Linked DNA regions of Mus musculus: regions 2, 3, 4, 5, 6 and 7 are each linked to region 1. The links are chromatin loops, found by intact Hi-C in ENCODE. Cell type or tissue: left cerebral cortex. All regions are shown on one strand. Region 1 holds the start of Clstn2 (calsyntenin 2). Region 2 overlaps Clstn2 (calsyntenin 2). Region 3 has its middle 91 kb from the start of Clstn2. Region 4 overlaps Clstn2 (calsyntenin 2). Region 5 has its middle 52 kb from the start of Nmnat3. Region 6 overlaps Nmnat3 (nicotinamide nucleotide adenylyltransferase 3). Region 7 has its middle 18 kb from the start of 4930579K19Rik.

Region 1 (4,000 bases):
CAAGGCCAGCCCAAGCAATACAGAGAAGCCCTGAACACCCACAGATCAGTCTGCGATCAGGCAAGGAAACATAGGCATGACTTGCTAGGAGGGGCCATCCCAGGAAGGTTCCTAGAGAAGATCATGCCCCCTTGTGACCACACTTGGGTGATAATGATAATAAAGCTGACCATAAGAGCAGAGGTGACTAGGGACAACTGCAGGTGAGAGTAAACTCTAGTTCGATGCTGAGAAATATGTTGGGCCCTTGTGTTTGAGCTGCAGCGGCAACTTTATGGCCCCTTTAAGAGCCACGTGCTACTTGCCCAAGATGATTGAGGACAATTCCCTGCAGGAGTGCACATCACCCTTTAGGGCAGGGGCTGCCATATGCAATATTGTGCAGTCCTCAAAAGTGGTTTTCAGTCTGTGGATGAAAGGATAGTGCGGCTTCCTTGATCAAGAACACTGGTTCCCACAGGTACAAGCAACTTCTGATTTCTGCCTCACACACAGGCCTGCTTTACGTACGTGCTCACCAGGTGAGCCTGTAGTAACTGATGCTCTATACGCAAGGGCTGTGCTGAGCGATCTCTATCCCTGCAGTCTGGCACCTAGGAAGAGAATGCATACTGAGTCCTTGAGGTTATAAGGTCACTGGCATTTTATTAAACGTAACATAAACCTTCAGGTGACTTCTGGAGCTCATCGTCTTTCTCTGATACATTGTGCCTTTCTCTAGAATAATTCCCAAGCATTGTTCATAGTGTGTGTGTGTGTGTGTGTGTGTGTGTGTGTGTGTGTGTATAGGAATCCAAGAAGGGCTTGTTTTTATGTGTATCCTAAGCATAGGAAGATGAGGAAGCAGTTTTAACTGCCCGGCTACTTTATTCATGTCTGCTTCTGGAACATGGCTGCACTGGAAGCTCAACCTTAGGTGGAAAACCCCAGCAGTGGTCAGGAGTTAGCTTCTAGGTCCCCTGCAGCAAGAAGTAAGAAATGCAAAAGCAGAACACACTGGTATTCAGATGTGCCACCTCACAGGAATTTGAGACCAGCAGAACACCTGTAAAAAGTTATTTAGAGGGTGTGTCCAACTCACAAGGTCTGTACCCCTCAGCTAAGGCATCGTCATGCACACTCCTGGTTGTCTTCTTTCTACCCGTGAACTCGGAAGTGCACTGAGAAAGACAGCTGTCTCTCTGTTCAGTCTCTCTCAAGGGCCCTCCTGAGTCTTCTCCTTTTTAACGATGGGAATAGAAATGATAGAAGCCTTACAAAACAGCGCTATCAGAGGCAGTGTGTGTTACGTGCAAAACTCAGTTTTATTGTTCCTCCCAAATAGTCCTCAGGGGTTGTACAATTTAGAAATGTAAACTTCAAGTGCACTGAAATAAAGAAAGTCTGACCTGTAAATGTTAAATAAACTGTTATAATAAATGTGTCTGTTGTGACCAAATAGTCCTTGTTTCGAAATAAATAAATTAAATAAATAAATAAATAAATAAATAAATGGTGCTCTTTGCAGCCCCCTTGTGGCTTGAAGGGGAAAGACAAGGAGAATCCAGAGTAGCTCCTATTCTCAAGGCCAATAAAACTTTTAGAGTAGAATGACAAATAGCTTTAAATGTGAAATGGATATATTCTAAGGGAAGAAAATTACGGATTTAAATTATTTTATATACAATTATTTACATAATCTAGACCTGTGGAAGCCTGCATTTGTTGTGGCTTTTTGTTCTCTCCCTCTCCTCTCATTTCCCATTCTTGGCAAACTCAGCAAGGTGTTACAGGAGGGGCTCTCTTCCCAAATTACTCCTTCTCTAATCCTTACTCACCGTGAGCTCCCCTGAAAGGATGAAATCTGCCTACCTGTCAAAGTGTCCGTACTGGAAGAACAGACTGTTCGGACGCTCGGTTTCTATCCTTATTTTCACCAGAACAACAGCAACAGCATAGTACATTGGTCCCTTCATACAGACAACCTTTTACCATACCACTTTTAAAAAGACATTTTCATGATGAATTTTTCTGTCTTCTCAAAAAAAGAAAAAAAGAAAGAAAGAAAAAAGGAAGAAAGAAAGAAAGAAAGAAAGGAAGAAAGAAAGAAAGGGAAAAAGAAACTCCTTGAGGAAGAGGAGAGGTACGTGTTAGAAAGACACCTGTGCATAAAATCTTTTCCATTTTATGTCACCAGAAATCAATAGATTAAAAAGAATAGGAGCACCTCTTTTCCCAAATTTATCACTTGCAAATGTCAGGAGAGGCCGCTCTCAAAGTCCAGACAAGGCAAATGGAATGGCCTGCTTCCCCAATTGCCCTGTCTCCGGAGAGATCCAGGCTGCTGTGCTTTTCATACCAGCTCAGCCAACAAACCTCTAAATCAAGCTGTCTCTACTTGGGAATCTTTTTCCAACAAGGACAAAAACTCTGTTTTCAAAATATCGCCAGACAGAATTCCAAGGACCATATGTCACCCGTTCACCTGGCAGAAATCAAAAGCACGCCCTCCTCGTCAACAGTGCAGAGAATCAACAAGTTACCACTTAAGCCAAACGCTCCATCCTGCAATCTGCTACAGTCTCCCTGAGCCCACCATCATCCACCCCAATTGGGCTCCTGCGATGCTTCCCAGCTTTTGGCTACCGCGTGACCTTCTGTTCCAGACCCGCCCTCCAGATGCAGGCTCCCCAACCTGCGCTTCTCCCAGCGCTCCCAGACAGCTGTCAAAGTCTGGGGCTTGCGGGCTTCAGGTTCCCCTGATAACGCCAGCGTTCAGGAGAATCTTAGAGGATTAGAGAGGTCAAGATCAACTATAAAGACCAGAGAGGAGCTCTAGGCTCGGAGGCTCGGTCCTCCGAAGAAAAGCAGAGTGTGAGCCGCAGTAGCAACCATCACATCCCGCGCTTCTTCCGGACTCTGCCCATCTTGAGGGCGTGAGTTCCCAGGGGAGCCAGAGCCCGCGCTGCGGAGGAGCAGGAGGAGCGCCTGGGTGCGGGCAAGGCTTTCAGGAGCCTACAAGTTCCCACGCCATCCTCAAGCTGGAGTGCCAGTCCAGCTCGTCTCGCTGCTTTGAAGACGCCCCTGGTTCTTGCCCCCAAAGCAGAAGCAGACAGACACCTGCTTCACCCACTCCCCAGCCCCCGCTACAGCGCCCATGTCCTGCCTTGCTCAAAGCATCCCTGAGCCAAGCCCCGCGATGCTCCCACCCCAGCACACAGGGCCCCCAAAGTTCTCTATACTCCATAGACCTCCCCTTCTCCTTGGCGCCTGGACCCCGCCCAGAGGTTGGGCTGGAGAACCTCTTGGGTCCACAGTTTAGGGCGCACACTTCGAGGACGGTGCGCGCAGAAGCCGAAGCTGCCACAAGAAAGGGCGGGTGTTAGACGAGTAAGTCCAGGGTCTGCACCCTCGAGCCCGCCCTGCTTCCTTCCAGAAGAGGAACAAACTTCCCCAGCACCCACCTTTCGCCACGAGGAGGCGGCGCCGCCGGCTGTCTCCGCCGTCTCCACTGCCGCCGCCGCTCCCTACGCCCAGCGCCAGCAGGAGCGGCACCAAGCACAGCCTCCCCGGCAGCATCCTCGCCGCCTGAGCCGCCACCGAGCTGCAGCCGCCGCCTCCTACCGCTCGCGCCGGCCTCGCCTGCCGGTGTCCGCTGGCGTCCGCTGGTGTCCGCCGGTGCCTGCCGCGCCGCCTCCCTGGAGCTGCCGGGTGCGCTTCTGGAGCCGCCGCCGCCGCCCTCACTCACCGCCTCCGCTGCCCTTCGCCGCGTCGCTCGCTCTCCCGCAACAGCAGCACTCACTGGCGCGGACCCGGAGCGGCTCCAGCGCTCACCCCGGGACGGCCCGTGACGTCACGGAGGGAGGGAGGTGGCTCGTGCATATTCATGAGACGCGGACATCGGCGCGGGGTTGCGCGCTCCCCCGCCTCGCAGCTCCGGCCCCCAACTTTCCACAGCCATCCCCTATGCCGCTCGCTCGCGTGATCCGACTCGGTCAGGCGCCGGTTCCGGCGGGTGGAA
Region 2 (4,000 bases), 260 kb before region 1:
CAAAAGTTCACATATACATGCAAATAATTCTAACATTTAATTCATTTAGATGTTATTACATAAGGGCATGAAGCATAGTATACACACATATACAAATGATCCTAACAGTTAATCCACTGAGAAGCTATTATGTGGTAGCCATCTGGCTTTAAGATGGAGGGACAAGGCACAGAAAGGGTTCAGGAACTTTGTCCAAAATGGAACAAAGGAACAGTATGATTCGAGGGAATCACCTCATCTTGGATAATCAAGATAATATCAGCTGACCCCTGCATGTGCCTTCTATCTGTCAGTTGCTACTTCATACATACATCACTCTTTCTATATCCCAGAAAGAGAACTTAGATATCTGAAAACATCAGAGATAGAAAATGGTAGAGCATCAACTGAAAGTTGAACCCTTCTGACATTCCACCTTATAACCCAAAGGATGACTTTCCTTGAAAAAAAAGAAATCAAAAGGAAAATGGGTGGTCCAGGAGATTAATTGTAAGATAGTAGTACATCTTTGGGTGGTCTTAGCTGCCTCCTGCTAATCAATATCTTAAAAGACATTTGTCTCTTTGCCCTTGTTCCACCCTTTACTATCTGCCAATAAAATAGAGTATAAATGTGTGGTTTATCTTCTTCCCATTTTCCAGGACCTACATTAAGTAAAATCTCTGCACTCCTGCCTTCTTCTTCCTCTTTCCCCTCCATCTTTACGCATAACACCATTCATTACCAGCCTGGAATCTCTCCAAGACAAGCACTGCCTGGAGAAGCCATTGTCTTGTCAGAAAAGTCCATTAAGGCTGTCAGGCTCCCTAACAAATCAATCAGGCACCAGGAGGCCTTTCAAAATGATATCATTTGCCATTCAGGCGGAAACAAATAACTATCCCAGGTGAGCAGCCTCGGCATGGGCCAGGAGCCAAATTACATGGTGGTCTCAGGAAAGGAGCTAGTAATTCCCACCAATGAATGGCACACTGTGCCTACTTCTCCTATCTTAAAAATACAAACAGCAGACCTCACACCTTCTCTTGGTTTTTCTCTCCCATCAGCAAATACCCTTCTCTTTGTTCTCCACAGTCTCGATCCTTAGAAGATAACTGGTCCCAAAGCATCTTCCGCTACATCTCCTATTTTCTGTGGAACTAATTCCAGTCATATTTTTGTTCACTGTGCCCCTGAAACTACTTTTTAAAGCCATAATTGAGATCTGGGTGGCTAAATCCAATGGTCCTTTACACAGTCATTATCTACATATCAGCAGCTTTGGACCAATCCTTATCTTTTTCAGGGTCCCCTAACTCTTGTAAAAACAAATCATAATAATTTATAAAATGGAATTCTATTTCTTAACTTGAAAGGATGCTGCTCTGTGTGGTCACTGTGGGGTCAGATCAGGCCACCATAAGATTACCCTTAGTGGATCCTCCACTACTCCAAGAGTACTGGAAAATTTATGGCTAAGTCTGGGTTCACCTACATTAGTTTTTTCTTCCAGAACTCAGTCATATGACTGGAGTCATATGACTCTAGAACTCAGTCATATTCACTCCCAGTTAGTGCCCAGGATAGAGAGGACCTGGTACTCTTACTAGTTTTGGGTGATCCTTCTCCTCTTCCCATTGCTTCCAAACACCTGACTCTCTGGGTTTCATGTCACAGCAGCCATTGTTTCTTGAGTTTCATCACTTCTCCCATCTCTTCCCTTAGACAGATAAATGTCCATGGCTTTAGAGACTAGCTGCACATTAATAATCCTAAATTGCCCTCCCAAGAAGATCTCCCCACCAGCTCCAGACTGACATACCCAACTGCTCATTTTACTTTTCTACTATGGTGCTAGGGATCCAGAAATCACAGCAAAGGGGGCATCCTAAGGTGAAAGGGTCTTCATCCTTCATGAACCTGTATCCTTGTAACTTCCTTTAAACCTCAGCTATTTAGGTCCAACACCATGGAGTAGTTTTAGACATGAGACAGACTGTATAAGAATATTTTGTTCACTCTGCCTGGAACAATCATCTCTCCTGTTGACCTAAGCCACAATCACTCTATATCGCTGAAGAAGTTTCTCCATGGCCTCTCTGATGCCACCCTGGTCTCCCACAATTTGTTCTTATCATAGTAAACAGAGAGCTCTGATCAGAATATAAGGGGGAGATGCTAGTCCTCTGCTTTGCCTCTGTAACCACCTCTCTCCAAAGCAAAGCCAAGCTTTTGCTATGTCCATGACTCTCCTCCCTGCCCCACACAGCTATGACACACAGCTGCTTCCAAAGCGCCAGGCTTTTTCACTGACAGCCTCCCTACTGGGGACATTCCACTCAGCAGACACAGTTACACCCCTTCGCCATCTGCGTGCCAGATCCCTGCCAACTGCAAGTCAGGTCTACCCTGACTCTCCCAAGCTCCCCTCCTCATGCTATCTTCCAGGGCATTTCCCTGTTTCACTTTTTATTGAATCAACTCCATCATTCACTTGTTGGCTATGTTGATTATTTACTGTCTGTGCCTCACTCTTAGCCCTGTAGAAAGTTAAGCATCACAAGCATAGAGAACACTGCTTGGCCCACTGACTGAGTTTATAGAGGAAAGGTTAGTATGCAGTAGGTGCTCACTAAATACCTTATAATAGATGATCAGTAACTGAACCATCAAAGCTTAATTCGTCAGAGTTGCTGTGCAGTGGCTAACATATGCCAATCTGATTTGCCATGTTTTCATTTCAGTTAAGCTCCTTAAAATATTCCCCAACTCCCCAGTGAGAATTTCTTCTAGGCAGTGGATCTGCCTTTGTATCACATTGCCCTTCCCTAACTGTAATTCTTGTACCTTCCCACAAATCCCACATAGAAAGCAAACTGGAGGTAGGTTGTTCCCTTCTGTGCCCCTTTCCCCATTTTCCTTCACTTGAACACATAGCTCAGTCATCTTCCAAAGACTGTTTAAAGAACTGTTTGGCACTAAACCATCTCCTGAGGTCCCCACATAGATTAAGATGACACCTCAGTGCTCCTGGGAGTCTCTTCGGTTCATTTGCAACCTGAGTGAACCTTTCTGAGGGGCAAGGATGCTCATCTCAAGCAACAAGCTCAGGCTTTCTGCTCTTGGTCCTTGCTGCTTATTGAGCAGTTAGAACCAGTGGTTAAAAGTGGGAGAAGAAAACACTATCTGAACAAGTGGTTTCCAAGTATTATCAAAGTCCTATCAAGGTACATACAAGTGACATGTCATCTCTGATGGGAAGGAAGAAGATAGAAGGCTTAGCAGAAGGCAGGATAAGACCTAAAAGAGAGTTATGCACCGAAAGGAAGCTGTAAGTGGGGAGGACAGGCACTCTGAGACCAGAGAGTCCATGGCTGCAGTCCTTACCCTCAAGAGGCTAAGGCAGGATCACTGGGCCTTTCAGGCCAACCTGGGCAGCATGTTAAGTTCCAGGCCACCCTAGGCTATAGAAGACATTCTAAACACCAATAAAGCTAGGAACTTAATACTATTTAGCAAACTCAATTGAGTCATTGGGAAAAATGCTCTTTTTAAAATCCAAATTAAATTAAAATTTTAATTCAAATTATACATGCCCTAATAAGACTGAAAGAAACCACAACTTCTCAGAACTAGGGGAGAAAAAGAAGTGCAACCTATGACACTGGGATAAGAAATACTTCCTGATGCTTTTAGATGCATGATGTACATTCTTTTACAATGCATATGTTGATGATATTTAAAGCATTGTTATTTCATAGATTGAGTAAGAAACTTGGAAACAGTATATGGCTAGGCGACAGTGACAGGCACATGCTCACTTCTCAATTTAGGCTCTCTCTCTCTCTCTCTCTCTCTCTCTCTCTCTCTCTCTCTCTCTCTCTTCCTTACTCCCTCCCTCCTTTCCTCCCTCCCCCTGTTGAGACTTTCTGCTCCATTTTGAGGCCGTAACCCAGAAGCTAAGATGGAGGCTTTCTAATGGTTCAGCAGTTCTCTAAGTCCTCTGAAACCAATGGAAAAA
Region 3 (4,000 bases), 93 kb after region 1:
GAGTGTAGGATGATTACACAGGTCCAGGTGTTGATTTCTGGATTTGTCTTTGTTGGGTGGTGAACTGGCTAGACTCAAGTCAATTTGACACAAAATACAGTCATTTGAGAGGAGGGAACCTCAGTTAAGAAATTGTCTCCATAAAATCAGACAGTGGACCAGCCTGTAGGGCATTTTCTTAGTTAGTGATTGGTGTGGGAGGGCCCAGGTCATCCTGGATGGTGCCATCCCTGGGCTTGTGGGCCTGAAATCTATATGAAAGCAGACTGAGCAAGCCATATGGAGCAAGCTAGTAAGCAGCACTCTTCCACAGCCTCTGCATCAGTTCCTGCCTCCAGGTTCCTGCCCTCAAGTTCTTGCTCTGGCTTCTTTCAATTGATAGACTACAATGTGGAAGTGTAGGTCCAATAAACCCTTTCCTAACTTGCTTTTTGGTCATGGAGTTTTGTTACAGCAATAGAAACCCTAACTGAGGTTGTTTTGTTTCTTGGTTTCCGTTTCCACTCTGGAGTTCTGGAGAGCATGTTGGCTGTGTGTTGCTTGTTTTCCTCCTGGCTTGTTTAGTTGGTAACCTCCTGTAGTTCCTGGTGTTGGAGGCTAGGTAATTGAGGTGAACTGGAGGAAGGGAGGATGGAGGAGAAGGTCTTTGTGATCCATTGGGAGTGGGGGTCAGAGGGGAAAGGGAGACCACGGCAGTTTTCCAGTTACAGAGCCTGGTATGGGACTGGGGGGACTGGATCTCAGGAGCAATAGAAGAGGTACTGATCTGCCTTTGGCCTACTTGTTGCTCTGGGAAGAGCTGCCCTCAGATTAGCAGGAGATGCCTGCTGGAATTGAGGGCTGGGACAAAGGAACAAGTTTTGGGGAGAGCAGGAGGGGGATGGTCTATGGCAGCTGTTCTCAACTTCTGGGTCACCACCCCCTTTAGTCCTGGAATAACCCTTTCATAGGGGTTGCCTAAGACCATCAAAAGACATCAATATTTACATTATAACTCATAACAGCAAAATTAGTTATGACGTAGCAATGAAAACAATTTTATAGTTGGGGGTGTCACCACAATATGAGGAACTGTATTAAAGGGTCACAGCATTAGGAAGCACTAGTCTGTGGGGGAGCCACAGGGCTATGAGCAAGGTTAAGGGAAGACTGCAGCTTGTGTTCTGTTACAGCACAAGGAACAAACTGAGCTGGGGGATCGGCTCTCAGGGAACAGAGAGGAGAAGGTCTATAGGCAGCCGACCTAAAGGGATGAGTTTTCATTTATACGAGCCCTTATATTGTTATTGTTTAAAGAAAAAATATTATGAATTGTCATTTTTGTTAAGACTTAGGCACATGGTAAGCCATCTCTTACTCTCCCTGTCCTCTAAGACTCTGGCAGGCACAAGACATACTCAAGATACCAGAGGATATTTCAGTCATATCTCACAGATACCCAATAACCCTAAAGCCCAAAAGCTCTTGAACGTGAAAGGCCTAAGAGGGAACTGCCCTTCACTACTCTCCCTCCACTTGAGACCACAAATCCTCGAAAACTGATCTGAGGGAGTAGAGGTCACGGTTCACCATTCCAGAAGTAGCTATTCTCTGCCCTGAAGAGAATGACACAGGGTGTTTGGAGCAGCTGTGCAAGGTCATGAGCTGAACAAAAGCACCCCCTGGAGGAACAAGGGGAACTGGAGCCCAGCTCTGCTCCACCCACCAAACATCCCACAAAAGGTAAGAGGCGCACACCTGTCTTTGCACAGATAAATCTACCCACCCACCCCTACGCCACAGTGCCTGCCCAGCCAAACCATCACTCTCAAACACAAAGAAGCACCCTATAGTTTGACGGGCTGTGTGTGAGCAGTGTTATTCGTGTTTCTTGTTCACTTCCCTGTGACATTCTAAGCGTTAGTAACCCACTGTGCTCAGGAAGACTAAGCCAGCAAGTGCACACAAGTAGAAGGCTGTGCTCTGCAGAAACAGCAGACAGATCAGGAGGGATGGGGGGTGGGGGGTGTGTCCTGATTCCAACTGCTGTTCTCCATTTGTCTGATTAGGCTAACCTGCCAAACCTAAGGTCCTTTTAAGAGATGGAGCCCAGCAGGGAGGTTCTGTCCTCCCCATTGCCAGACAGGCCTCTCTTTGGTCCCAAAGTATGAGTGGCTGGCTCAGCTGTTACCTCCAGAAGCCCCTGAAATGGCCAGAATAATATATTCAGGAATATCGTACCAAGTCCCCCCGCTGAACCCTGGGTCAAAAATTCATCCAGATTGTATTTACCATCTCGGATTTCAAGCCATAGAGTCAAGTATATCTCAGCTGAGGAAGCTGTAGTGCAAACACCACATGGCAGTACAAAAATATCTATCTACACAGTGCGCCTGTCACCCAAAATACCCAAACCTAAATCCAGTGGAGCCCCTCCTCCCCCACCCCATTGTTGATTTCCAGAGGAGAAATCAAAGCTTAAAACCAGAGCTCCCTTCCTTTCACAAATTAAACTCAAAGAAACCAATGCTTGCCCTAAAGATTACCTTCCCACAGAGGGGTCCCAGCTCCTCTGAGGAGTGTCTTGTTGGAACAACTGTTCTCCTGTCTTCCATGTTATCTACCCCAAGTGGGTGTGTCTCCTGAAGCAGGAGGAAGTCATATTTATCCTGCCCCAAGGGAATAGCATGGTCCTGCTTTGTAAAATCTGAAAGTCAGGATGTACAAGAATATCCCAGCCCCAGCCCTAAACCCACCAAACTTAGCACAGCAACAGTATATTCTCGGATCCCATGTTTCTACTGCTAGCTATGGCGTACAGCAGATGCCTGGTGACATCTGAGGCAAGGAGACAGAGAAAACAGATGTGAGACACAGAAGGAGAATATTCCATGTTTCAGGCTCACCAGCATCACCAGTAAAACTAACTGGTGTCTTCCCAGGTGTAATTCTAGGCCCATCCATCTTACTTGACTTCCATCTTAACCGAGCCCAACCTCTATTTGTTAAACCTTCGAATCCACATGTCTCTTTTGAGCCTTCTGCAACATGGGATCTATTTCTGTTACCAGTGTCCCCTGCCCCTCCCCTTAGAAGTGAGACATGTCCATACTGCCTATGTAGGGATCATCTTTTTTCACAGGCCCACTTTCCTCTGTGACCATCTACATGCACAGATACATCCTGGCCACCCAGATACCTCCAGATTCACCCAGGCCGCTCAGCTTCCTGTTCAGGCTTTGTCTGTTAGGACAATTTTCTTCCTCTACTTTGCTTGCCTTGTCTAGAGGAACTCAAGGAGGTTCAGCATCTGCTCTTGCTCTGCAGAGCACCACCTCTATACCACAGGGTCCAAGAATAGCCACCCAAACCACTCAGACACCAATCTCAGTCAGGCATCGATGGTTTATTGTACTCGAGCTCCAAGACTGATTAATCAGGAACATGGCCAAGAGTCGAGATTCAAATCTGCGACCACAGGCAGTCCTCAGAACCAGTTCTTATGTGGGGAAAACCATGAACAGGTGCATTTGCAACAATTACAACATGGAGGCCATCTAGAACAAAGCAGGGCTGTCTGACCTTTAAGCTGATAGGCTGGGTCTAGAGGCAAGGGGTCTAGGGAATCTCCAAATCCATGAGGCTCTGTGACAAAGTACAACAATAAGTCGTTTTTGTCAGGACAAGGAATAGGTCAAGTTAAGGTCATGAGTTACAAAACGAAGGTTGAGAGAATATGGAAGAGCTATCGTCAAGTTTTAATATTTAACAATCCCGGGTCCCACTGTCCCAGCCTCATTTCTTGCCGTGGCCAGGCTGCCTTCTGGCTTCTGTTTACCTCTTGGTGCCTCTGTGCCTTCTGCCAGGCTCAGCTCTAAAGGCTATCCTACTGTCCTCTGAGACTGGTGCTTTCCAGCCTTATAGGACTAGTATGGATGCCTTGGTGCTCTCTCCCTTATCATCTTCAGCTCAGACCCAGAGGTTTGTGGTTCTAACCTTCAGCTGTATCTATGGAGCCTGT
Region 4 (4,000 bases), 150 kb before region 1:
CTCTTATTTTTAAAAAATCCAATTGACCACAGTGCCAGTCTGGGGTTGGGGGAAAGGCTGTTGCATGAAAGAAGTGAGGCAATGAATTAGAAGTTCTTAGGGGTGTGTGTCATGTTAAGTAACTACTTGAATGTGGTCCCAGGATAGCTGTGAAATGACACAATGAGAGTGATGTCTTTTGATCAAGGAAGCAGTAGAAACATTAATTTTGAAGCATTTAAAAAGCGCGGCTCCCTGAATACACATCTGTTAAGTTGCAGGGGCTCCAAGGGAAACTGTAGCAAACACCTTAAAGAGATAGTTTACAGGCACCTAGAGAACAACCCGGTAATCCCAATGACCTGAACAGTGACAGATATATGTCATGAGCTTTAGCAACTTCATTGGCCGGAAGACAAGAGGTATGTATTAATGATTAATTACAGTAGCAATGAGACTTCATATTTCACTCCAATGTGCAGGGTACTATTCATGTGGATAATGTACATTGGATGGTTCAGGAAATAAAAACCAAAGCACTCTGGGTAGACACTGTCACTATAAAGGTGAAGAGAGACACAGAAGGCTGAAATGTTTTTCCTGGGACCACCATGAAAAGTCTAAGCTGTAGAGTTGACTTGATAAATTCTGATCTATGCACAGCACCATGTGCTCTTATCCCTTTCTCATCACAGACACTGCTGATTAACATGGTCACAGAACAGACACAAAGCCTCAACATTCTTTTCAAGATAGACATGAAGATGTTCCAGACTTATCTTTTGGCATTACCACAGCAGAGAAGACCTCTTTTCTATTTGTATCACTACAATATAGCCAAATGGCCATAAGATAATAATGGGATGTGATATTCTTATGAATTAGGTAGATAAGAAGCCTCAATATAAATCTGTTAAAAACTTCACACTTATCAGCAGTGAGTCAAATCTCCATCTGGAGATTGTCCATCTGAGTTGTCTCACGTGATCTGTATTTTAGCTGATGGTGAGCAACAAAGTTGACCATGAGCTTGCACCAAGAGCCAAATAACAATTCTAAAACATACAACTCCATCCAACATTTGATCCTAGTTGAAAGCCTTACAAAGCTACACATCCCAGGAGTCTTTAGGGTCCAACTCTCAGGCTTTAGGCCTACCCTGACTGCATGTATTTTGTGGGACCTGTATCATATCCTGGGGGCAGCCATGGAGAGAGGCATGAGAAGCAGCAAAGCTACTGATGGAACAGATGGATAAAAGAAGACATTGAATCTCACCAATGAATTCCTGCAGCATGCTATAAATAAGAAGTTGTATCTACTCTTTGGATATATAAAGTTACCTACAGATAAACTGGAGTCTCAAGAGAAGTAGGCATTGTCCAGTGGGCCCCTCTCTGCTTCCCCATGAGAGTAGAATTGGGAGAAGAACATCCAGAGTGATAGCCCTTGTGTGGTTTAAAAAACTAAGCTTATATCCACAGCTTCATGCACATATGACTAAAATAAGGAAGAATTTCAGCATGGCTAGTGAGTGTATCTGAGAGGCAGTGAAGTCTTTCATTTGGAAGAACTCCATGTTGCAAAGAGAACAAAACAGTCCAACTTACCACCTTCCATCCCAGCAATGCAGTAGCAATGATACCAATCTGTTTGTTGATGTCTCTTCTAAGGGAGGGAATAAGTCTCTACAGAGACCCTGGGTGAATAATGCATACATCTTCAAACAAAATCAACCTTCAGCTGTACCAGTGTAGAGAAACAGCGAGAATCCAAAGTATCTGATAAGGCAAGGCAAGTTCTACCTCTCTTTGGAAATGTTTCAGTGGCAAACAGGAGATGCAGTTGCACACGCTAGGAACAAAATTCATGAATCATATACACTCCATTTATTTCTATAGACACAAGCTTGAGCGCAGGTGCACACATCCACACTTACCTACACCCACACAAGTTGGTTGAGTCCCAATTCAAAGTAAGTGAGATTTCTCAGGGGGAGCTGCATTCCTTGTTACTGCCAGTGAGAAACAGGAGTAAAAAATGCCTGTTGCTGATGCTGAAAAGTACTTTCAAGCAGATGCTCAGAAAAAAATATCTTTACCTTCCCCCCTAAAGCTCTGAGAACATGTTGTCTTAGAATTTGCTCAAATTCAGCAGTAGGCAGTATCCTGTACCAGAGTATCTTGTACAACACATTACACCTGAGGACTTGGTTTCCAGCACACATAGTTACTATAAGAAATATATGTTATATAAACATATATCACATGCTTATTATATATGCTTAAATGTAAATAGACATATACTACTATAAGAAAATGGATTTTTGTCAGGCAGGTGCAACATATATGAATCCATATATTTCCATACATACCTCTGTATCTCACCTTAGCAAACAACCTACAGGATAAATGATTTATCAGAACTCAAAGAGCTCATTAGGAGCTCTGCCAGAAAACAAGCCAATCTCTCCATGTTCTTCCCAGTACTTTGTCTACTTGCTTATGCTGGTAAATATGTACTCATTTAAAATGGCCACAACCTCAATTCTGTCCCACGCACCTGCCTCTCTTTCATGAGGTAGTGACATTGCAAACATGTGTTGCTGCATCCCAGGAGGGCAGATGAGAAATGAGCATGTGTTAAATTTGCCATAAGACAGACAAGGAGAAAGCTGGGATCCTGGTTCACTTGGATGTGACCCATCTTTAATCTGGTACTGTATAGTGTTAAGAAGTATCTACATTCCCAGATCAGGAGAACTTGTTACCCTTCTATCCTAAGAGGCTTCTGGAGGCACTGAAGAATGACTCGCACTGATATCCAGTTTATATGTCACATAAAAATATAAGTATGAAGAGCTCATATTTGATGCCTATTGAATAGAGGCAGAAGATCAGAGTGAACTACATAAAGAAGAAAAGACAGAGAAAATGTTATATGTGTGTGTATATATATATACATACACACATATGTATATATGTATGTATGTATATGTGAATGTATGTGTATATATATACACACACACATATTGCTAAGCTTAGGGTACATAGATATAATGTTCTTCTTCCCTTTATTGTCCCTAACTGTGTCCAGTCCACAAATGCCTCACTGGCAGTGTGACCACCAGAACCATGTGATATTCCTAGGCTAAAAGAGACAAGCCAGTGGACAAAAGCCCTTCACAGAAAATACAACTCCACATGTACCACTTGGAACAAGCTGTAGGTTCAGTTTCTGAAAGTGTGCGTACTCATGAATGAAGGCTGCCAGGGTTATGGGAGACCAGAGGTACAAAGAACAGTCAATGGTTTGAAGAGGAAAATAAAGGCACACAGCAACCATCTGGATATTTATGAATGGCCAGAAGTTACTGCCTGGGAAAGCCTAGTTTTATGCTAGCATTTCTTTATCTGGCCATCCTTGAATTTATACTAATTCATCCAGCTCTTCTAGCTATCTCTCCACTGGTTTCAAACAAGTTCATCATGTTGCACCATGGTTGATCCCTGTCTATGTCAAATACTGAGTACAAACTTATGCCCACATTCGATTGCTCTGAACTGTAGTTACAAACTTGAGAAGGGGTCATGAAATGTTGAAATCCTCAAGAAAACCAAATGAGCATGTGGCAAAGCTATGACTAAGGAGTCCAAGAAGCTTCAGTGCTTCTAAAAATACCTCTCTCCAACAGCCAGCAGTCAAAAGGTTTACCATGAGGACATTAACAATTCATCTAAGACATAACAGGTTTTAACAAGCCTGGAAATGGGACATACTTATTCCAGCAGAGGAAATAGAAGGATGTCATTGGAGCAGAAGGGGGGGGGGCGGTTATGAGCATGGCTAGTCACTCAGACTGCATGCACCTTTAGGTATGTGTTTGAAACTGAGACAAAAATGAATATATAAAGATACATCCAAGTTATAACACTATTTTAGCAAGGGACTATGCCAAAAGACTCCACATAGATGTCTTAGGGAAGTCAGAAGGGGTGAAAGGATGCCTGAGTACAGTCTA
Region 5 (4,000 bases), 210 kb after region 1:
GCCAAAGGGTGCTAGCCTCAAAGTTCTCCAGCACAACCTTGTGTCCTCCCTTCTCCCCAGGGACCATTGGCCACTGGCCCACAAAAAAAAAAAAAAAAAAAAAAAAAATGGGAGCAGAGTTCAAGGACCAGGTTCAGATGGTCCCATGAGTAGGGGCAAAAATGATGGACTACCAGGATCAGCTTCAGAGAGGCAGCTGGACTTCATTCCAGGTTCAAGAGCCGTAGAGATTGGAAGAATCAGCTAGGGATTTCCATGGCGGATAAGTATCATTGCCCACAGCTTAGGGAATAGAAGAGTGCCTCATTTGCATGGAGAGCCATTTCAGGAATTCCAAGCGTTTGCTGAACAGATTCTAATTGGGAGAAAGGAAGCTGAACCTGTGACCTCACCAAGGCTAAAGTGACATTCTGCAGGTAGAGAATATTGGGGTCAGGCTCCCAAGATCAAGCAGAGAAGAGGAAGTACCCTCATTCCCCCCAAAAAAGGCAGTCTTCCATCTTGTACTGAGCTCAAGAGCTGTCCAGACATGGAGGACTGTGACCTTTAAATAGAAAGATGTAACACAAGCCCTCACTGTTTGTAGGAGGAAAAATTGTTTCCCGTATGTGCCAGGCAAGAAGCGGGATGGCTGAGTCTGGGATGGGGCAGAGTCTGGTTTGGCTCTGAGTGAGTACAGAAAGCATTGAGTGGCTGGAAGAGAGAAGGCCTTCTGTGGAAGATTATGTGCAGCTCTTTATGACAAAGGCCTCCCCCTGTGGCTATCCTTGATGAAGGAGAAGGTCCTTGCTTGTCCAAACTGTTTTATTTGATGGCAGATGCGAATGCATACATCTTACTCAGGGTGAAGCAGGGATTAAATACACTTTGCAGGAAGGAATGCCCAGGAAGGGAAGCTCATTGACTAACCACCTATCTAGATACCTCATTAGCATGGAGAACTCTAGGTTTTTTTGTTACGTGACCAGTTGGCAAGGTCCTCTTGGTGGAGTGTTGTGGTTATGTGTTCCAGGACAGGCAGAACCTGGCTGGGAGCTGATTCCAAGGCCTGGCGTTCTCAGTTATGAGATTTACTGGGGTTTTTGACTTGCTTCAATGTTACCAATTCTTCTGGCTGGTGGCCCCCTCCACTTGCCCTGCACTGTGGCGTGCTATCCAGCATCAAGAAAGAAGGAGCCATTAGTACTCAACACAACACTGACAGCCAAACTCAAAAGTGAGCATGCCAATGAATTCAGCAGCTGGCAAAACATCAACAGTGGCAGAAGTCAGAATGGTAATGGCCTGGGGACACTGGATTCTAGCTGGGAAGTGACACAAAGGAAGTTGGGGCTTAGCTAGAAATGCTCAGTGTCTTGGTCTGGGTGGCCACATGTGGGTGTCCCTCAGTCAGTAGCCTCAACAATGTGCTTACAATTTGTGTCCACTGTACATCTCCACTATAGATTATACCATAACCAGAAAGAAAGCAGATGACCATAAAAAGGAGATTTTTCTCTCTAGCATTTTCACAAGCCCTCCCCATGCTGGCTCCCCTTAACAGCCAAAAGGTCCATCCTATTATCTAACTTATTCTTCTGGTAAGCACCCGAGTCTCTCCCACCTGGCTCTGTTCAGATTGGTCCTTGAAACCATTCCCATCAATAGTCACTGTCTTGAGAGGTCACCTTCCTCCCTAGATGTCTTCGTTATGTGGGGGACTCACAATAAGGACCTGGGCACCAGATTGTTCTTCACAGGAATTTTGTAGGAAGATCACTACTCGAAGTGTGGAGTCCAAGGGAGACTGAAGTCCTCTGATCAGGACATAAATCCACCTACAGATTTAAGGAGGGGCCTTCCTTACTTGTTTGATATCAGAATCAGACAGAAACAGATGGGGAGCAGAATTGCTAATGCTCCATCTGAGGCCTTTGGAGGAGCTTGGCTTCTGTTCCCTGCTCCCTCTGCTGGTTCTGGGGAAAATGCAGCCTGGCCAGTGTCAGTTCCAGATGGAGCAGGCCTACGGGAGGGCACTGCAGACTAGAAAGCCAGGCTACAATATCTGTTTGCTCTGCCATCTCTTCCTAGAGCCCCAGTGACAAAGTTAATCTGATCAGTCTCATTGTAGGAGAGTCAAGAGGCTGAGGGGACCTGGGGATGGTTTTGATTAGAGTGATCACATGAGTGCCACCTCCGCAAACACACTTCCTGTCTAACACACACCACAGAGAGACAGACAGACAGAAAGACGGGCAGACAGACACAAAGAAGAAGACAGAGAGAGAAACAGACAGAGAGAGACACACAGAGAGGCAGAGGTGGAGACAGAGACAGATAAAGGGAGGACGCCTGTTAGACTCAGAATGTTTCCTCACAGAGAAGCTTGCCCAAGTAACATGGAAAACACCCTTGATATCTCTGTCTCAGAAGCCTAAGCACATAAAGAGTGGACAGGTGGGGAAGAGGGGGTCTTTAGGGTCAGGGTTACATGCTGTTTAAAATAGTTAACATCTATTTCCATCTTCAGGAAATCTCATCTCTCCGAAATTCTCAAGACTGTTTTCATCTAGAGATAGCTTGATTTGTGAACCACACCCAAGTGAAGATGGGCGCCTATTCTGTCCAACCTCAGATTTCAGAATTCCCTCCTGTTTCATTAAAACCACTTGCAGGGTAATTATAGCTTGCTGCCCACTGACCCTTGGGAACAGGAGCTCAAGAAACCAGGAATGGAATGAATTCTCAGTAGACTCTGCAGCGCTTTCTCAATAATCCCTATTTAAAGCCCTAAAGAGTACCCCAAAAGCTACAGTATTATCAAAAATATACCTGTCTTATTATTTTTCCAATTTCAAGTCTGGTTTGGATTTTGGTAAAAAATTCACTTCAATGTCCTCAACGAATGTTTGAATTTAATAAGGAAACAACCGTGTGGATCCAGCACAAACCCCACCTCTGCTGGGCTCTGTCTGGGCCAACAGCCAGGGTTTCTGGCATCTTCAGTGTTTGTTCAAAACTTCTCCAGAATGCATTTATTCAGATCCACAGGACCTGGTAAGATGAAATGTAAACATCACAATAGCCTGGACCTTGAGGCAGGAGATTTGGAAACATCTGGTTGATTGTTTAGTGTTATCCAAACAATAATCCCTGCCATTTGTTTCTAAGAGCAAGGTTTCAGACCGAATGCAATTTGCACTCATGTGATAGATGAGAGTGACATGTGTCCCAGTGGTCTTTCCTGGGCCATCTAAGATCCCCTTCCTGGTTCTACTCCATGCCACCTCTCAAGTTCAAGGAAGCAGCTTGTAGCTGTGACATGTAAGAAAGCTGCGCTAATATTTTCAAAATAAAAAAAATCTATTACTCAGATAGCAATTTGTAGGATCAGGTTCTGTTGAAAAGGGACCCCCAGGAACCCACTATTCCTGGGGTCCCCAGTTTCCCTCCACATACACTGACATGCCTGATTTACTGGCACAACTGTGGCTCTTCCTGTTTACCTTGTCCACCTGGTAAGGGACAAGGACTTGATGCTAGAAATGTTGCTATGAGACCCAGGAACAGGACCAGAACTACTAATGGAAGATGGAGGAGGAGACTTGGGCTGAGAATCTTCTGAGGGAAGAACTATGGGGGTGGGCAGTGGGAAGTGGGTGGTAGCAGACAGATAGAGAGTCAGTTAATCAGGTAGAGACCTGTTGGATGAGGCAGCCAAGAAAGGGTGTAGAATGGACAAAGACTTTTGTAGGGTGCTCAATAAAATTAAACGGTATCCTTTTCAGCCATATTTGTAAGAGCCTTTCATAGGAATATGATTAGAATTAGGGGTCTTGGCTTCCCTTTCCCATCAAAGGGTTGCAAAAGTTAGTGAGATGCATCATTTCATTTGCAACTGGCTCGAGATGGAAGCTTTCTTTCCAGGAAAGCTTTAACTTTATGGTTTCAAGGTGAAGTTGGCCGAAGGTTGAAATTTCATGACACTTGAAAAGTGAATGTAAATCAGTAACTCTCTCTC
Region 6 (4,000 bases), 360 kb after region 1:
GTAGCTTTTAATCTCTAAGAGCTGTGTCTTGTTTCTTTAAAAGGAGCTCTCATTCCTAGTTCTTGGATAGGATATAGTCCCTGACAATATTACTGTAATCTTCTTAACATCTATTTAATTTGTGTGTTGTAGTGAGCTAGCTAGGTCCTGAGTGAATGTATACTACTGACATGAGCACTGCTATGTCAAGACCCCAGTACCTCAGGCCCCATGGGAGTGGCAAAGCTTTCCCTGGATGAGGCTCATAGGGAAGACAAAGCCGTCCTTAGGTTCATGTGCAGATGGTGATATTGTGTGTAGAAAATGTTCACTATGGCTGCCCCCCTCCGCCCCACATCCCCCAGATGTTTATAACCTAGAGGCTGCTCCTACCAAGATTAACTAAACCTGTCTCCTTGCTGAATAAGTATACCATAAATCCCACCTCCCTGTTCAGTTGTATATAAAAAACACGCTGAGGTTCCAGGGTGAAGCTTCTCCATCAGAAAGCTCAGACTGCCCAATGGCAAAGGTGTAGGGATGTGTGCATGTGCGTTGCAAGTGTGTATGGTGGTGTAAGGGTAGAGGACAACCTGCCAGCATCAGCTCTTTTCTTCCGTGATGGAGGCCCTGAGTATAGGATTCAGGTTGTCCGCCTTCATGGCAAGTGCCTTTACTCTTTACTGCACCATCTTGTTTCTCCTGGAAGATTTCTTTTTTCTTTAATTCTCTGTTTCTCTCTGCATTGTCTGTAACTTCCAAAGACCGTTTTCTCCCGACGGCTGTTTTAGTCTCCGTCTTTCATGGTAAGACTCCTTCCCAAATCCATCTTCTCTTATGCTTAACCCGTTATCAGTTGTAATATCAAAATTGCCAGAGGCTGAGTTGTTACAGTTTTGGAGTCTGGAAGCACAAATTGTTGGTCTTCTAATAAAGGCCTCATGCATGCTCTGACACATGACATATAAGAGGTCACATGACAGAAATGAAAACTGGAGACAGGGAAGAGCTGGTCTCATAACAGCTCTCTTGATAATTACTCATTGCATGAAGCATCAATCCCTTCAAACTGGGAACTAATTAGCTCAGGAGGCCCCTCCCCTTAGTGTGAGCCACACTCGCCAGTGAGACACACACAGCACGCTATCAACACATGAGCCTTTGGGAAGATGTGCTCAACCCATAGCTAAACCATAGCAGCCTTCCAGGCATAGTTGCGGGTCAGGCACATGTGTGAAGTGGTGTCAAAACTGCACTGATGGCTTTGTAAGTGCAGGGTCTTCAAATATGAGGAAATGCCCTGGGAATCTGGATCCCTTCCCCGCAGAGACACCACTACTCTGTATTCTGGAAGACAAACTCAGATGCTCTTGTCTAGGTGTTTCTTTCCCCCACTTCAGGAGTCATAGTTCTCTCTGGTCCAACCTAGTCAGAAAGCTCATGTGTTGCCTGCCAGGGTGGGAGATTTAAGCTAGGCACTGGGATGGCTAAGGTTCCTTAGAAAAACTCTCAACTGGTCCTGCCTTCTCCCTTCATTGAGCCCCAGCCCGTAGAGTTGACTACTTCTCCATGTCCCAGTTCACTCCGGGCTTTGGCTGGCCTTATAACTTACTTTCTATTGCATCTGCTGCCCACTGGCTCTGGCCGGTCTCTTACCATCCCTCGGTGCTCCAGATTGGCTTTGCTTAACTATTGCTTTCTCTTTCACACCCCACCACCATCACCCCTGCCTGTGATCTCAACTTTATCTTATTCCCCCCTTTTCCATCTTACTCATTTCCAGAGGGAGTGGAAGGAAACAAGGAACCCTATCTGCCACGCTAAATTCACAGCCCTGAATTGCTTCAACAGCCCCAAGATGAGGTCGGTAAAACCTAATACTTACGGATGTTACCCAGGAAGAAATAACAATCCCGTGTCCTTTAGGGGCTCTCAGTTTCTTGGGGGAAAGACAAGGGCAGACTGATGAAATCATACACGGGCTATAATGGAAGGGAGGGTGAGCAGCAGGAGGGTCACAGGAGAGGTCCTTGAGTGGATTGGAAGAGCAAGGGACAGTTCACATGGCAGGCTGCACTGTGGTTGCAGCCAAGAACAGCATGGAAGGAAAATAGCTCAGACTCGTGGCCCATTTGGAAGGCGTGAAGCAGCCTTAGCTCAAAGTGTTATTTTGATTGACTGTTCTCTCCCGGCTGCTATAAAAGAGCATTGATTTCTCTATGTGTGACCTGCTATCAAATGAGCTACCCCATCAGAAAGGACACCTGACTGTCCAGGACAACCAGCAGAGTGGCAAGTGTGGCTTTGTCCTCCTGCCCTGCTTTCCTATAAATGGGAGATTAACAGGGAAGATCAAATGTATGTAGATTGCCCCCAGAGAGTCCTCCTAGGCCCCATTTCTTCTTAACAGGAAAATAGAAAGAAAATGGAACACAGATGTGCAGGGATGTAACGTACTTTGCTTTCTTTAATGCTTCACACGTGTTGAAGAAAAAGTTCTAATTTTAAGCCAAGTCTATTACAGGTCAGCTCCAAGAGCAGCTTAAGCATCTTCATTCTGGCCCTAAAAAGATGCACCCGGTCCTCTCTTCCCAAGATCACAGGTGTGAGCTTCTGTCTGCTCTGCCTACACTATTGAAGCTTCCCAGCATCTCTTGGCTCAGGCTGCGTCCCAGATGCTGAGCCTGGGCTCACCATGGTCCCTGAACTCTGTACCCTCTGACTGCTCGTTCTTAACCTCCTTTGCCACCATTTTCCAAAGAACCTTGGGAATTTGTGACTCTCCCCCTCCTCCCCCCCGAGGCCCCCTGAAGCCGAGGGAGAGGTGTTTTCTGAGGCACACTGCCTACACATAGTACCCTCCAGTTCTGCTCTGCTGTTCGTTCACACTGGCGTGGGCTAGTGTGAGATGCCTTTCTCGCAGAATTCCATCAGGACAGCAAAACAGGAGACTGTCAGCCCTACAGCTTCCAGACTTAGCTGTGTCCCTTAGCTGTACCCATCTGTCCCATCTGTCCTAGTTAGGTTTCTGTCTCTGTGTTATAAACCAAAAGCAGCTTGGGAAGGGCAGGGTTTGCTTGGTTTGTAGACTACAGGCCATCATCAAGGGAAGCCAAGACTGGAACTCAGAGCAGGAATCCGGAGGCAGGAACTGAAGCAGAGGCCACAGAAGAATACTGCTTACTAGTTTGCTTCTCCTGAGTTGCTTTCTTATACACCCCAGGACCATCTAACCCTGGAGTGGTACGACCCACAGTAAACTGGGCTCCAAACTGATCATTAATCAAGAAAATGCCCTACAGAGTTGCCTACAGGCCAGTTTGATGGAGGTAGTTGTACAGTTGAGATTTCCTCTTCCCACACATACCTGTGTCTGTATCAACATCAAGCCAACCAGCATATCACCCAGCCTCATCACCAACATGGCTCCTGGCTGAAAGGTACCAGAGCATGGCCACGTTGTGACTCATGTGGTACTCAAGGAACCACAAACCCTTCCTGGTTCTTCTCTGCTCCTGTTTCCCAGTGTACTACAGCCCAGAAAGGGCCTTTCCTCTTTCTTTCTGTGCCCTCCTCTTCCTGCTACTCTCTGGACTCTAGGAAAATCCTGTGCTTAGATACTAGCTTGGGTTGTCCATCAACAAGCCTGGCCCTTTGCAGCAAGAGCACTCACCTTCGCACATGCTTGCATTGCAAGGAGTTTCAGGAGCCACTTCTGGAACCAGAAGCTGAATGCTACTCCCTCATTCTCAGCTGCTTCCTTCCGTCCTCCAGACCGTGGAACATCAGAGTCCAGGGTGGAGGGATCAAGGCATCCAAGTTGTCCTGGGATAGAAAATGCATTTGGGAGCTTCTAGTTTCCAGGAGAAGGCTACACTCTTTGGAGCATCCACTAGCACAATGAGAACATCTTTCAAGCTTCACTTTTAAAGCTAAAATGGTGAGCTATTAAACATCTGTAGCCACCAAAGTAAGCAGCTTACTGTGATATATAGCATGGACCCACTGCTTACAGATGTCA
Region 7 (4,000 bases), 510 kb after region 1:
GATAACAAGTTGTCCCTCTGGCATTCCTTAGTTGAGTGTAGTTCTTCTTCTAGGATTGAGGCTCCATGACATTCCCCTGCTTCTTTAGCAGGTCTCTCGGTGTTGACCTCGCTCAGGTCTTGTTGAGGCTCATGCCTCTATCTTAATAACACCGTCCTTGACAGGCTATTAACCAGAGGAGGCTCAACTTAATATTTTCTTTAATGGGCTGTGCTTTTAGTATCAAATCTAAGAACTCCTTGGCCCTAATCTGAAGAATTCCTCTTTTTTTTTTCTCTCTCTCTGTTTTATAAAATTGTGTGGCTTACTTGGATTATAGTTAAGCCCATGACCCATTTTGAGTTCATGGCTGTCCACATTGTAGGACAGACTGATACTCTTTTTCCTAACCTACTGTCCCCTGCTGTTTGTTAAAGAGGCTGGAATAGCTGGGTGGTCACCCTTGCCTTTAATCCAGTGGTTCTCAACCTTCCTAATGCTGTGACCCTTCAATATAGTTTCTCCTGTTGTGATGACCCCCATACCATAAAATTATTTTTGTTGCTACTGTTATAAATTGCAATGTAAATATCTGATATGCGGGATATATGACTCCTGTGAAAAGGTTGTTTGACTCCCAAAGGGGTCGAGACCCACAGGTTGAGAACCATGCCTTTAATCCCAGCAGCACTTGAGTGTCAGAGGCAGCTGGATCTTTGTAGGTTCAAGGCCAGCCTGGAGTTCCAGGTCAGCAAGGGAGACATAGTGAGGCTCTGTTTCAAACAAACAAACAAACAAACAGAATTGTTCCCCTGAATAGTGTATCTTTGAACTTTTATCAAAATTAGTTGCGTGGGACAGAGGAGATGACTCAGCCACATATTGAAACAGATGTGGTTGTGCATAACACTGGCACCAATTAGGGGTGTGGCCACGCATAACCCTGGCACTTGTGGGGGGTGTGGCCATGCATAAGCTTCAGGTTCAGTAAGAGGCTCTTGTCTTTCCGGAATAAGGTGAAGAGCAACAGAGCAGAACACCTAATATCCTCCTCTAGCCCACATAAGCATATGGAGTTACACACACAGATCTCTCTCTCTCTCTCTCTCTCTCTCTCTCTCTCTCTCTCTCTCTCTCTCATACACACACATTGGCTTGACTTTATTGATCTGTTGGATTGAATTACACTGTTTGGTTTCTAAATCTTGAAATAGCCCTTCATTTATGGAATCAAACTCTCCCTGGCTACAGTGTGTGTTTCATTTTATTTTCTTTTTAAAGCATTTACTTTTAAGATTATGTGTAATACAAATCCTCCTGTTGTGCTATATATGTTTGGGGGGGGGGGCAATGTGTGATGTGAGTGCAGGTGCCTGAGGCGTCCAGAAGAGGGCACTGGGTCCTCCGGAGCTGGACTTACAGGTGATTGTGAGCAGTCCTCCTTTCTTTAGGTGCTGGAACCAAATTCAGGTCTTCTAGAAGAGCAGAATGTTCTGGAAGCCACTGATCCATCTTTCCAGCCCCGTTTTCCCTCTTGTTAACTGTCAGGTTCTCTGGCTAAAATTTTGTTGATAGGTTCTGTGTTTGGCTTTATGAGATATATTGACGTACAGCTTCCTGTTTTATTTCTGTGATCTCCTTGTTTGGCTTTGTCATTGAAGAAGTACTTGGCTTCACAAAATGGAGCGGGGCATTATCATCTTTTCTGGGAGAGAGTGTGCAGAATTGGTATTCTTTAAATATTTGGGTGTGGTTATGCAGGGAAAGCATTTGGGACTAGAGACTGGAGGACATTTTCAAATTATGAACTCATTTACCTTAAAGTGAACCTTTTCAGACTCCTTCGTACTGGGTGAGTTCTGATAGAATATTTGATGACTCCAACATCAAGCATCACACACACACACACACACACACACACACACAAAACCCCTCTGCACACATCGGGTTGTTATTTTCCTCATGGTAACTCTGTGGTCGGTAGTCACCACCCTTGCTTGGTTCTAATGTTGGTAGCTTGTGGGTTTTGTCCATCTTGCTTAGCTTTCCCAAGAATGGGGCCTTTGTCTCAACAGTTTCCTCTGCTCTCTGTTCCCCATTGCTTGGTGTTCATTCTTAGGATTTCCTCCCCTCTGCTGGTCTTGGGTTTTGTTTGCTCTCCTCAGGGCAGAGCTTAGATTATTCACTTGAGCTGTTTCTCCTTTGCCAACGCACTCCTTGACTGCTGCCAGGTCACCTCTCAGTGCTGTGTTAGCTGCACACTAGGGATTGTGGCATGCTATTTTGCCACTGTTATTCAACGTCCCCCCCACCACCACCCATGGCTTTCTTTGTCACTTGCTGTTTCAATGTGCACTGCTGAGTTTTCAAGCATATATAGGCTTTCCTGATACCTTCCTGTTAATTGTTGCTAGCTTGAATTGACTGTGACGGGAAAACAAACTTTGGACTTTTTGTTTGGTTGGTTTTGCTTTTTCTGTTTTGGTTTTTGGGTTTTGAGCCTTGATCTAATTTTCTTCTCTTTTCAGGACTCCAAGGATATAAATGTTAGAGTTGCCATAAATCCCAGAGGTCCATGAAGCTCTGTCTCTTGTGGTTTCAGTCTGCCTTCTCTGTAGTGCTTAGATTCAGTGATGTCCCTGTGCCATCAGCTTTGCTATCCCTTCTCATATTTGAGCTTTCTTATGTCAGTTATGGGTTTGGGGGTGGGGCTGTGACTTGGTTTTCAGTTGTTTGGGTTTGGTTCTTGGTTTTCTGAGACAAGGTTTTTTCTCAGACAAGGATAGCCCTGGCTGTCCTGGAACTCACTCTGTAGATCAGGCGGGCCTCAAACTTGCAGAGCTCCACCTGCCTCTGCCTCCCAAGTGCTGCCCTCCCTGCTCAGTTATGAAGTTTTTAACATAACTTTTTCATTAGATTCTTCAAGCTTTTATTTCTTTTCTGATATATTTTTAGCTTTTTGAGGCTTCCTGCTTGTATTTATAATATACTCAACATTGCCTATTGAACATTTTTATGGTGACTGCTTTGAAATATCTGTCTTATAATTTTAAAGTTTCTCACATCTTAATGTTGACATCTGTTTTCTAGCTCTTGAAAAACCACCGATGAGTGATTTTCTGTTGGCACCTGGACATTCTGGGTACTGTGTTAATTTATTTGCGCATTCTGTTCTGACTTCCTCACACACTGCACTAGTGACAGGCAGGGACAAGGTGGAAGGGTATCTCACTGTTGGCATGTGCAGAGAGGACTCCAGGTTCCCCACTCAACCTCCATTAACCCCTCAGTACCAAGTGGAAGAGTTTCTCATTACCACTAGGCAAAGGTCGGAGTTAAAGCTTACCATTGGGCTGTTCCTGGCTGGGATATCCCCTGGCTGGGATAGCTAGGGGTGCACCATTGCTGTTCCCTGTGTTGACTTTACTGGTACTGCAGAGGTAAAGCATAGTGAGAATTTTGGTTTCTTTAAAAATCGTTATGTTATGTGATTTATGTTTTTGTTTTAATACCAGGTGTGGGATATGGGGCTGCTTCAGATTGTTCACAGCCACTAACTATGATTTGTTTCATGCTCCAGGAGGGGTGTGATTTTTGCCGGCTGCAGATAATTTATGTTTGGAATTCTGGGGAATCTGGAGAAAGCTATATGAGAGGGCCTGCAGTGCCTACTGCTGTTGCTACCACTACCGCCACCACCACTGCCACCGCCGTTGCGATTGCTGGATTGCTGGATTGCTGGATTGCTGGATTGCTGGATTGCTGGTTAGCAGTATCCTAACCACAAAGACTGTGCTTGCCCCTAAGAACTCGACATCCCTAATCAGCAGGAAGTAGTCTAGAGAGGTCTATGTCCCCTTCCCCCTCTAACCTTCTTTTTCTCCTACCTAGTAGTAGGGGGTTGGAAGGATCAGGGTGGAATAAGGGTGGAGAAGGATGATAGTTATAAGAACTCAATAAAGTAGCCCCAAAAATGCATCTACAGTAAATAAGGGGTCCTTTTGCTTTTAGAGCTTCTCTA

The links. A loop is a pair of places that touch in the nucleus more often than their neighbours do. Peaks named below come from ENCODE experiments on the same cell type or tissue, not always from the same donor. Only the 100,000 strongest peaks of a DNase experiment are listed, where the experiment ranks them.
Region 2: a loop joins it to region 1, with 2.7 times the contacts of the local background. A loop is called at or near these places in 2 of 42 quality-filtered maps.
Region 3: a loop joins it to region 1, with 2.2 times the contacts of the local background. A loop is called at or near these places in 3 of 42 quality-filtered maps.
Region 4: a loop joins it to region 1, with 2.8 times the contacts of the local background. A loop is called at or near these places in 2 of 42 quality-filtered maps.
Region 5: it touches region 1 in a loop (3-fold over the local background); 7 of 42 quality-filtered maps call a loop at or near these places.
Region 6: it touches region 1 in a loop (4-fold over the local background); 3 of 42 quality-filtered maps call a loop at or near these places.
Region 7: it touches region 1 in a loop (3-fold over the local background); 11 of 42 quality-filtered maps call a loop at or near these places.

The regions. Positions count from the first base shown.
Region 1 is chr9:98,029,418-98,033,417 of GRCm38, forward strand. Clstn2 (calsyntenin 2) reads right to left here and starts at 3,750. Exons shown (of 18, transcript NM_022319.2): 1 at 3,444-3,750. The coding sequence starts at 3,558. In left cerebral cortex, CTCF peaks have their summits at 1,512 (motif pointing left) and 3,490 (motif pointing right); DNase peaks (open chromatin) are centred at 1,486, 2,361, 2,600, 3,036 and 1 more place; H3K4me3 peaks cover 2,884 bases; H3K27ac peaks cover 2,199 bases.
Region 2 is chr9:97,771,789-97,775,788 of GRCm38, forward strand. All of the region lies in intron 2 of Clstn2 (calsyntenin 2), which reads right to left. Among named protein-coding and RNA genes, the nearest start is that of 4921534H16Rik, 230 kb to the right of the region's middle. In left cerebral cortex, no CTCF peak of the experiment used is centred here; a DNase peak (open chromatin) is centred at 2,316.
Region 3 is chr9:98,121,932-98,125,931 of GRCm38, forward strand. No RefSeq gene overlaps it. Among named protein-coding and RNA genes, the nearest start is that of Clstn2, 91 kb to the left of the region's middle. In left cerebral cortex, a CTCF peak has its summit at 1,663; DNase peaks (open chromatin) are centred at 2,327 and 2,718.
Region 4 is chr9:97,881,603-97,885,602 of GRCm38, forward strand. All of the region lies in intron 1 of Clstn2 (calsyntenin 2), which reads right to left. Among named protein-coding and RNA genes, the nearest start is that of 4921534H16Rik, 120 kb to the right of the region's middle. In left cerebral cortex, no CTCF peak of the experiment used is centred here; a DNase peak (open chromatin) is centred at 1,945.
Region 5 is chr9:98,242,467-98,246,466 of GRCm38, forward strand. No RefSeq gene overlaps it. Among named protein-coding and RNA genes, the nearest start is that of Nmnat3, 52 kb to the right of the region's middle. In left cerebral cortex, a CTCF peak has its summit at 1,955 (motif pointing left); a DNase peak (open chromatin) is centred at 1,951.
Region 6 is chr9:98,385,873-98,389,872 of GRCm38, forward strand. The region is part of intron 2 of Nmnat3 (nicotinamide nucleotide adenylyltransferase 3); the gene reads left to right. Among named protein-coding and RNA genes, the nearest start is that of Rbp1, 35 kb to the right of the region's middle. In left cerebral cortex, no CTCF peak of the experiment used is centred here; DNase peaks (open chromatin) are centred at 2,204, 2,627 and 2,932; H3K27ac peaks cover 1,604 bases.
Region 7 is chr9:98,543,328-98,547,327 of GRCm38, forward strand. No RefSeq gene overlaps it. Among named protein-coding and RNA genes, the nearest start is that of 4930579K19Rik, 18 kb to the right of the region's middle. In left cerebral cortex, no CTCF peak of the experiment used is centred here; no DNase peak of the experiment used is centred here.